Regions from separate parts of the Homo sapiens genome. Here region 1 is linked to region 2. A link is an interaction called in ENCODE POLR2A ChIA-PET data of the cell type or tissue named here. Cell type or tissue: OCI-LY7. All regions are shown on one strand. Region 1 overlaps LOC105371293 (a long non-coding RNA gene). Region 2 has its middle 15 kb from the start of GINS3.

Region 1 (5,000 bases), 140 kb after region 2:
AATGGATCAATGGAATAAAATAGAGTCCAGAAACAAATCCACACATATATATGAGCCATAGAACGCTATACATCATCCAAAAAAAAAGGAAAGGAATGAACCATGGACGCAGGCAACAACATGCATAAATCTCAAAATAGTTTGAGTGAAAGAAGTCAGATTTTAGAAAGAGTACATGCTGTATGATTCTATTTGTATAAAATGCTAGAAAGTGTAAACTAATTTACAATGATGAAGAGCAGATTAATGGCTGCTTGGGATATGGAGGGGGCAGGGAAGTGGGAATATGGTGGAGGGGATCACACAGGGGCACAAGGAAGCTTTTGGGAGCGATTTCATGGGTATAAACATATATCAAAACTTATCATCCAGACGCGGTAGCTCACACCTGTAACCCCAGCACTTCGGGAGACCAAGGCAGGCAGATCACGAGGTCAAGAGATCTAGACCGTCCTCGCCAACATGGTGAAGCCCTGTCTCTACTAAAAATACAAAACTTAGCTGGGCGTGGTGGCGTGCGCCTGTAGTCCCAGCTACTTGGGAGGCTAAGGCAGGAGAATCACTTGAACCAGGGAGGCAAAGGTTGCAGTAAGCCAAGATCATAACGCTGCACTCCAGCCTGGTGACAGAGTGAGACTCCAGCTGAAAAAAAAAAAAAAGAAAAAAAAAAAAAACTTTCTCAAGTTGTACACTGTACAATATTTATATACTTGCAGTTTGTTTTATTTCAATTACACCTCAATAAAGCTGTAAAGCAAACAAATAAACATGCTGTCTTCTCTACTCCAGCCTTGTCTACATCTAATCACCTACTCAACATCTGCACTTGCATGTGTAATGGACACGTAAAACTTAACATACCTCCACTAAACTCATGACTTTCCCCCTCCCTCCAAACCCATTCTTCCCCATCTCAGTATCTGACAACTTCATCCCTCCAGGACAACTTCATTACTCCTTCCAACAAACCTGGGAGTAATCCTTGACTAACTCTTAACTCTCCTCCTTCTCTCACCTCCACATCTGATCTGTAAGCAGATCCCACTGGCCCAACCTTCAGAGCAAAGCTAGAACTTGACCTCTTCTCATTACTACAACCACCCCAGTCCAAGCCACCATCATCTTTTGTCTACATTATTGCAGTTATCTCCTCACTCTGCAGTTTGTTGTGAGTCAATAAAACTGCAAGATGAGGCCGGGCGCAATGGCTCATGCCTGTAATCCAAGCACTTTGGGAGGCCGAGGTGGGCAGATCACCTGAGGTCAGGAGTTCGAGACCAGCCTGACCAACATGGTGAAACCCCATCTCTACTAAAAATACAAAAATTAGCCAGGTATGGTGTCGCGTTTCTGTAATCCCAGGTACTTGGGAGGCTGAAGCAGGAGAATTGCTTGAACCGGGGAGGCAGAGGTTGCAGTGACCCAAGATCACGCCACTGCACTCCAGCCTGGGCAACAGAGTGATCCTGTCTCAAAAAAAAAAAAAAAAAAAAAAGGCAAAAAAAACACCTGAAAGAAGAAAAAGAGGAGGGGAAGGGGGAGGAGAAGAAAAGGAAGAGAAAGAAGAGGGGAAGGGAAGGAAGAGAAAGAAAGGAAGAAGGAAGGAAGGTAGGAAAGAAGGAAGGAAGGAAAGGAGGGAGGGAGGGAGGGAAATGCTGCTAAATCCCAAATTCTTATCCCCTTTTGTTCTCACCTCCACCTCCTGTAGTGCATTCACCACACAACAGCCAGAGGGATCCTGTTAAACATAAGTTAGATTATGCCTCTTCCTAACAGAGCCTTCCAATGACTTCTCAACTCATTCAGAGTAAAACCCAAAGTGCTTTACTATGGCTGACCTTGTCTATTACCCAGCTATTTCCTCTCTGACCTCGTCTCCCCTCCTACCCCGACCCTTTCACTTAGTCCTTTCTAGCCACACTGGTCTCCTGGCTGTTTCTCAATCGTGACAGGCATCCTCCTGCCTCCCAGCCTTCATCCCGGTAGTTCCTCTGCCTGGACACTCTTCCCCCAGACAAACACATGGCTCATCCCTTCACCTCCTTCAGATTCAACTATCTTCCAAGGAGGTCTCCTCCTCCTTTCTGCCCCCTTCTCGGTCCTGGCAACTTAGCAAGCAAAGTTGTTTGATTTTTAAAGCAAGCACCAAGAATACAAAGTCAGTATGTTTCCAGGCGTTCTGTTCCTAGCAGAAGAGTTCATACAAATATGGTTATCACCACATCAGCACTTCGCCTGTGCTGCTGATTTTCCCTTTACCCCTTCAAATCACCACCCCACCCATCCGTGTGCTAGTGATGCTCCCTCCCTCAACCCCCTTCCCCATAATCCTGTCCCTCTCTGCCCTAAGCCCTGGGAGGCTGGTTCCTGTGGACTCCATTTCCCAGGCTCCTTTGCGGCTGACTTCGGGTTGGTTTCAGCCAATAAGAGGCATCCAAGGAGACAGGAGGGCGGGAAGGGAGAGCGCCCTGTGTATTTCTTCTCCGCTTTCCCACCCCAGTTTTGGCGGCGCACAGCCTCTCCTTGATCATACCTCGTGTCTGGCTGACCCTCACGCACAATGCCAGCCCTGCTCGACTCTGCTTTTATCATCCCTCCCCTTCCCCGTCTCACCTAGAATTACCTGGAATGCTGCTGGTCCCTGGGTGCCACAACCATCTTCGCAGGTTCCCTTATTCACAGTCCCATGTGAATGTAAACAGTCCCATCAGTAAGGTCTCTTCAGCTGAACGGAGTAGGGTTCTGTTTCCTACAGGACCCCGACTAATAAATACACCTGGACTCCACCTACCTGAGGATTTCACGTCAGCTCCAAAAACTACCTGTCTGCCCACTAGACAGAGGTTCACTGTGCAAATATCCCTCGAAAAGATGACTATTGAATATAAAGTCACTCTAAGCTGTAGGGTATCTGCTTCTTTTCTTGGAGCCAGGCTTTGTAAGGGGAGGTGGGTAGTAACAGGTGTCTCAAAGAAGTGGGAAAGGGGATGCCTTGGAGGTAGGGGAGTCAGGAGCAGATCGTGTTTAAACGGCCCAGGGTTCCAGCCCTGGCTTGGCTACTGGTAATTACTTTGGTAATAACTTAATGTTTTTGTGCCTTAGTGTCCACCTCTGTAAAGTGGGGATGACATTTTAAGCGTTTACCCTATGCATGTTACAAGGATATCATCAGGCTAATATACCATCAAATGGGATAAAGTAAGAAGAAGCAGCAGTTTGGAAAGTATGACACCAAGATGGGCACCCCAGCACCTCCTCCTCTGAGAGGAGCCACTGCCCCAGTTTGGCAGCAGTCTATAGTAGATTACTACCTGAGAAACTGAGTCAGCTTGCAGGCTTTAAATGATAATAATGATAATTTAATTGTCATTGTTATTTCTTAATATATTTATTACCAATTAGGTAATATTATTATTGCTTAATAAAAAACACTTATAACAAGTATTGTTTCAGGTACTATATTTCTCGAGTGCTAGCTGTGTGCTAAGCACCTTCTGCACATTATCTCATTTCATCAGCATAATGATTCTGCGAGATACAGGTACCTGCATTAGCCTCGTTTTACTCATACACAGACTGAGGTTCAGAGAAGTTAAGCAACTTGTCCAAGGTCACGTAGCCATTCGGGGTGGGGCCGAAATTCAAATCCAGGCTTATCCCACATTGCTCTGTCTTTTCCACAAATCCACTCTGTTAGAGCAGGGGTTCTCAGCGAGTTGGCAAGAAAGATTTGGCCCCCTCTCCCCAGGCGACATTTGGCAATGTCTGAGGCATTTTTGTTTGTCCTAACTGAGGGGGTGAGATTGGCATTTCGTGGGTGGAGCCAGAGATGCTGTGGGTATTAGTTTACTAGGGTTGCTGTAACAAATTACCATAAGAACAACAGAAATGTATCATCTCACAGTTCCGGAGGCCAGAAGTCTGGAGGCAAGGTGTCTGCACAGCCACTCTCCCTCTGAAGGCTCTAGGAGGAATCTTTTCTTGCCTCTTCCCAGCTTCTGGTGGCTCCTGGCAATCTTGTCATTCCTTAGATTGTAGCTACATCACTCCAATCTCTGCCTCCATCTTTGCATGGACTTCTTCCCTGTGGCTTTGTGTGTCCCCTCCTCTTCTTATAAGGACACCAGTTGTAAGATTTATTTTTCTTTAATTGACAAATAATAATTGTACATCATTAGATTTACAGCCAACCCTAAACCCAGAATTCTTTCATCTTGAGATCCTTAGCTAATTACATCTGCTAAGACCCTTATTCCAGAGTCACAGTTATTATTTACTGAGTGCTAGCTGTATGCTCAACACTGTGCTAAGCAGTCTATGCATTATATCATTTCATTAGCCTGAGGATTCTGTGAAATTCAGGTACCTTCATTAACCCCCGTTTTACTCACAGGGAGGCTGAGGTTCCAAGAAATTAAGCAACTTGCTGAAGGTCACATAGCTATTCCCAGGGTGGGGCTGAAATCAGACCAGATGGGCATGAATTTTGGAAGAAAACTATTCAACCCGCTACACTGAACACCCTTCAACACACAAAACAGCTCCCACAGCAAAGAATTATCTGGCCCCAAATATCAGTAGTGCTGAGGTTGAGAAACCCTGCTTCAGAGAGGCATTTCTTCTCTGGCAAGCAATGAGAATTGCCTCTGCTTATCTTGACAGCTACAAACAGAAAGGGGCTCAGAGTGTGTGAGACCGCCCTCTCTGAGTGAGTCCAGAAGCCACCCTCTCCTGCCCACTCAGTCCCTCCACCTTTTTGGGCCCATTTCCTCTGATTTAGCCTCCAGTATCTTTATGGGGATGTTGTTCCTGCCTGCATTTTTGTGGGATTTTATGTTTTGAACAATAGGGTCTGATCCATTCTAAGTATTAAGCTTCAACCATAAGTAAGAAGTACCTGGCCTCTTCTTTCCCAAATGGGAAGCTGCTCAAAAATCAGATAAAGGGACCGGGTGCAGTGGCTCATGCCTGTAATTCCAGCACTTTGGGAAGCCAAGGTG
Region 2 (5,000 bases):
TGGAAGTCCAATATCAAGGTGTCCACAGGGTTTGTTTCTGGTGAGGCCTCCCACGTTGGCTTGCAGATGGCCACCTTCTTGCTCTGTCCTCACATAGGCTTTCCTCTGTGCATACTCATCCATGGAGTCTCTTTCTCTTCTTTTAAGACACCAGTCACGTTGGGTTAGGGCTCCACCCTTATGATGTCATTTAACCTTAATTACCTTTTTAAGGATGCTATCTCCAAATATAGTCATTGGGAATTAGGGCTTCAAACTATGAATTTAGGGAGAGCATAATATAATCCATAACAACCTGGTTTCTATCTTCATCCTCTGATATTTATCTTTTATTTAATTTAAATTAAAAATTTTTTTTTTGAGATGAAGTCTCACTCCATCACCAAGGCTGGAGTGCAGTGGTGCACTCTGCTCACTGCAACTTCCACCACCTGGGTTCAAGCGATTCTCCTGCCTCAGGCTCCCAAGTAGCTGGGACTACAGGCGCATGTCACCACACCCAGCTAATTTTTTTTTTGTATTTTTAGTAGAGACAGGTTTCACCATGTTGGCCAGGCTGGTCTTGAACTCCTGACCTCAAATGATCCACCTGTCTCAGCCTCCCAAAGTGCTGGGATTACAGGCATGAGCCACCATACCTGGCCCTTTTAAAAATTTTTAATTGACAATAATGGTATATATTTATGGGATACAACGTAATGATTTGATACATGTGACACTTCCTCATTTCTGCCCTGGGATATAGTTTCTCAAAAGCAAAGGTTGGCCAGAGATGTCTGACTGAACACAAGCACATACACTACCTCCCTACTTCCTGCCTCAAGTCTCCTTACACAACACATTCTGTCTCTCTGTGAGTATTTCCTATGTACACATGAAACCCACAAAAACACATGAACAAAATAAAGAGGGCCACCAGAAGACCAGAAGGATACAGGAATTTCTGGAGGATAGAGAGCAGGTGAGATCTGATTGACAGCAAATCTGGAGCAAAGACGAACATGGCTTAACCAAAGGTAGGCAAAATGACCACCAAGGAGTGAGGGAAGTTCAGGGATATTTTAAGCCTAAGTCAACAGACATCTGGAGCAGGAGCAGGTGCTGGCACAAGAGATAGAAGAGCTGTATTTGAAGCTGTCCTCACAGGGTTAACAAGAGTTCTGGACAGAAATATAGTTATAATTAAGCATTAGTCAGGCTGCAATTTGACTCATTTCCTTGTAGCCAGAATTCATGGAGCACTAGATGTTGACCATTTGTATCCCCATTGTTTCTACAGATGAAATTTCTGATGTTAGAATCATAAGGGTTTTGTTTAAGAATGACTTAAACAGATCCTTAATTCTAGTGGAGTAGCTGATGCCAACCACTTCAAAGATCCCACAGAAGAACCAAATCAATGTACAGATACAGTTTCTTTATCTCCCTGCCCCATGACATCACCCTGGACTCGCTGACCAATCGACCATCTCCACACTTTGGCCCATTCCAAAACCCTTAACATCCCTAGCCCCAAACTCCTCATGGAGACAGATTTGAGATTTTCTCCTATCTTTATTATTTGGTGGCCCTATGATTAAACCTCTTTCTCTGCTGCAACTCAATGTCTTAGCATACTGACTTGCCACATGCATCAGGCAAAGAACCGATTACAGTTACAAATTCTCGAGAGCCAGGGCAGGACATGCTTCCATAGCACAGACTAAAATTGGAAGGATGCCAAGATGATTAGCATGGTCCCTGCACAAGGATGACATGAATTTTTGAAACATTTCGTATTTTTCCTGGCATCACCCCACAAATTCCATGAAAGTCACAAGGAAGAAAATGTACATTTTTACAATGGAGAGGCCTGGGGGTCACCACCATATGCAAGTGATGGAACCTAACGTATTAATAGTAGGACAACCTGCCATGATATACCTATAGATATCATGCAGTATAATGTATTCAAAATCACCTACAAAGTATTCTTGCCAAAATATTCAACCTTAATCAAATCAAGCCTCTAGACCCAATTTTGCAGGAAATATGGAGGTGAGGGAAGGGGATTTGAAAAAAGTTAAATGACACCAAGAGGAAACAAGCAGACAAAATCAGAATGGGGAACATTCTACAAGAATAATACTAGGAAAATAGTCTCAGGAAATCCAGTACGTAACTGTAAGACCCTTGTTAATGGCCTCAGAAAGACTTAAAATGGTGCTTTTTGTGTGTCCTCTTAGTTATATCCGAAATTCCTGAAGAATCCAAAGGGCGTGCCTCTTAGCCCATGTCAGCTAGACAATAATACTTCTAAGACTTCTACAGCAGCCTCATGGGGAGCCCACAATAAAGAAGGGCTGATCTCAAACAGCCTGAGCCTGGTGTCCTAATGGAATGAGAGTCTGGAGGAATCTTGGAAAAAGGTGTGTGTTTTGCATGTGAGAAAAAGGCAAATTATTTGTGACTGAAGAACAGATCATTGCAGCTTTAAAAACGTAGCTGCAAATTCTCTGCATCTGGGTGGGCTTTGTGACTGCTTCAAACAACAGAGCCTGATGGAAGTGATGCTGTGTGACCCCTGATACTGGGTCATAAAAGGTAGTGTGGCTCCTGTTCTGGTCTCCAAAACACTTGTCCTCAGAGCCAGGAGACAGGATGTAAGGAAACTGACCATTCTGGGGCCATGCTAGCCAGAGAGGCTACATGGACATGCTCTGGTGGACAGTCCCAGCTGATCACAGCCTTCCTGCCATCCCAACCAAGGTCTTGGACATGAGTGTGCAGAAGCCATCTTGGAGCCTCCAGACCAGTCCATATGACAAGTGGATACCACCAAGTGACCCTGTCAATGTCATGTGAAAAAGAAGAATCACTTGACTGGGCCCTGCCTGATTATGATCGACAAAATTGTAAAATATAATAAAATAATTGTTTTAAGCCACTAAGGTTTTGGGGTTTTAAAAAATTTTATATAGACAACTGGAACAGAATTTGGCTCTCCAAAAAATCAATGTCGTGGGTGGGAGGTGGGGAAAATCAGGGATCTGTTTAAAGTGCTATAACAATCAAATGCAAGGATTTGGCCTTGATTAGCTTCTGGTTCAAAAAAGTAGATTACCGGTACTTTGGGGACAACTGAGGAGACTTGCACACAGACTGTTACATAGTATTTTTAGGAAATTATTGTTAATTATGTTATATATGATCATGGTTTTATGGTTATGTAGAAAATATCTATTTCTAGGAGATAATGGTGTAATTATGAGTCAAGTGTAATTATGACTGCAACTTCCTTTACAATGGATCAGCAAAACAATTATATATATGTATGTATATGTGTATATATATACACACACACACATGCACAAGAAGCAAATATAGCAAAAGGCTAACAATTGTTTAACTCTAGGTACTAAGTATATGCATTTTCATTATGCCAGCCTTTCAACTTTTCTGTGTTTTAAGATTTTCATAATAAAAAGCTGAGAAAAAAAGAGCATAGAAAATTTAACTCCTAAAAATGCCTCCAACTTCATTAGTCATGAAGAAAATTTAAATTAAAACCCAAATGCAATACCACCCACAAGAATGGCTAAAATGAAAAGGACAGAAAAGCGTTGGCAAGGCTGTGAATCAAGTGGAACCCCCTCACAGAAGTGTAAAATGGCCCAATCACTGTAGAAAACTGTTGGCCCTATCTTCTAAAGCCAACATGTAGCTACCCTATGACCCAACAACTCCCGTTCCAAAAGAAGTCCATACATATGTTCATCAAAATATATGAGTAAGTACTGCTAACAATAGCCTCAAGCTGAAAACTACCCAAATGTACATCAACAGGAAAAGGAATAGATAAATGTTTGTTCATAAAGTGAAATGCTATACATCAACAAGCATGAAGAAACCACAACCACACAGAACAAGGTGGATTAATCTCACAAACATGCTACATGAAAGAAGTCAGATATGAAAGAATATGATTCCATTGATAATATTTTAAGAGATAATATTTTAATCAAATAATATTTAATAAATCTACAGTAATAGATGTTAAGGCAATGATTACCCTTGGAGGTGCAGTGACTGGAAGGGGATGCAAGGCCCCTAGTTGTTCTGTTTCTTGATCTTGGTGCTGGTTATAAGAATATGTTAACTTGAGGAACTTTCCAATATATGCTACATTTTAATACAAAGTTAAGAAAAATAAAAGAAAAAGATCTTCTCCCACATATGCTGACTCAGAAGCTGTCATTACCTTCCCCACCCCCACCACCAGGATAAAGCCTTGAGTAGAGCTCTCTGAAATGGGACTTCTGAAACTGGGGCCAAAGAAGGAGGGAGGTATTTCAGGTAAGTTACAATGACCCTGAGAGCTCCTCTTACTTAGAAGGCAAACATATTATCCTTTCCTAATTTAGTGGTCTGTCATTAGGAGACCCAATATTTACTTTTGAACTACAAAATAGATAAATGATAGATGGACTGATATAGACAGATATTCAATTACAACTTCCAAGGATAAGTATTAATAGATACCTAAGAATTATCAACAGTTGGGAAACACAACACACACACAAAAGCATCAAACTCAACAAATAGAAAAATGAGTACCCAAAAAACAGAATTCATAAAGCAATCAAAAGACTTTAAAATAATTATAATTAATATTATCAGAGAGAAGAAACCGCTAATAAATAAACCACTCTTTTTGGAAATTAAAAATATTAAAAATATTATCACCACCATAAAATAAACCCTCCACAACTTAATAGGTAGGGTACATAGCAGAATAGACTCAGCTGAAAATGAGCTAAAAGATCAAGTTGAGAGATTTTCCAACCTCCTGAATAGCTGGGATTACAAGCGTGTATCACCATGTCTGGCTAATTTTTGTATTTTTGGTAGAGACGGGGTTTCATCATGTTGGCCAGGCTGGTCTTGAACTCCTGGCCTCAAGTGATCTGCCTGCCTTTGCCTCCCAAAGTTCTGGGATTACAAGTGTGAGCCACTGCACC

What was found. ChIA-PET counts read pairs that join two places held together with the same protein. Peaks named below come from ENCODE experiments on the same cell type or tissue, not always from the same donor. Only the 100,000 strongest peaks of a DNase experiment are listed, where the experiment ranks them.
Region 1: POLR2A ChIA-PET joins it to region 2 with 7 read pairs; 2 of 35 experiments call an interaction of 5 or more read pairs at or near these places.

What each region holds. Positions count from the first base shown.
Region 1 is chr16:58,233,984-58,238,983 of GRCh38, reverse strand. It overlaps LOC105371293 (a long non-coding RNA gene), which reads left to right. Exons shown (of 4, transcript XR_933630.2): 4 at 373-411. Among named protein-coding and RNA genes, the nearest start is that of CFAP263, 13 kb to the left of the region's middle. In OCI-LY7, no CTCF peak of the experiment used is centred here; a DNase peak (open chromatin) is centred at 2,403; H3K4me3 peaks cover 835 bases.
Region 2 is chr16:58,374,835-58,379,834 of GRCh38, reverse strand. It overlaps the pseudogene RNU6-269P. Among named protein-coding and RNA genes, the nearest start is that of GINS3, 15 kb to the left of the region's middle. In OCI-LY7, no CTCF peak of the experiment used is centred here; no DNase peak of the experiment used is centred here.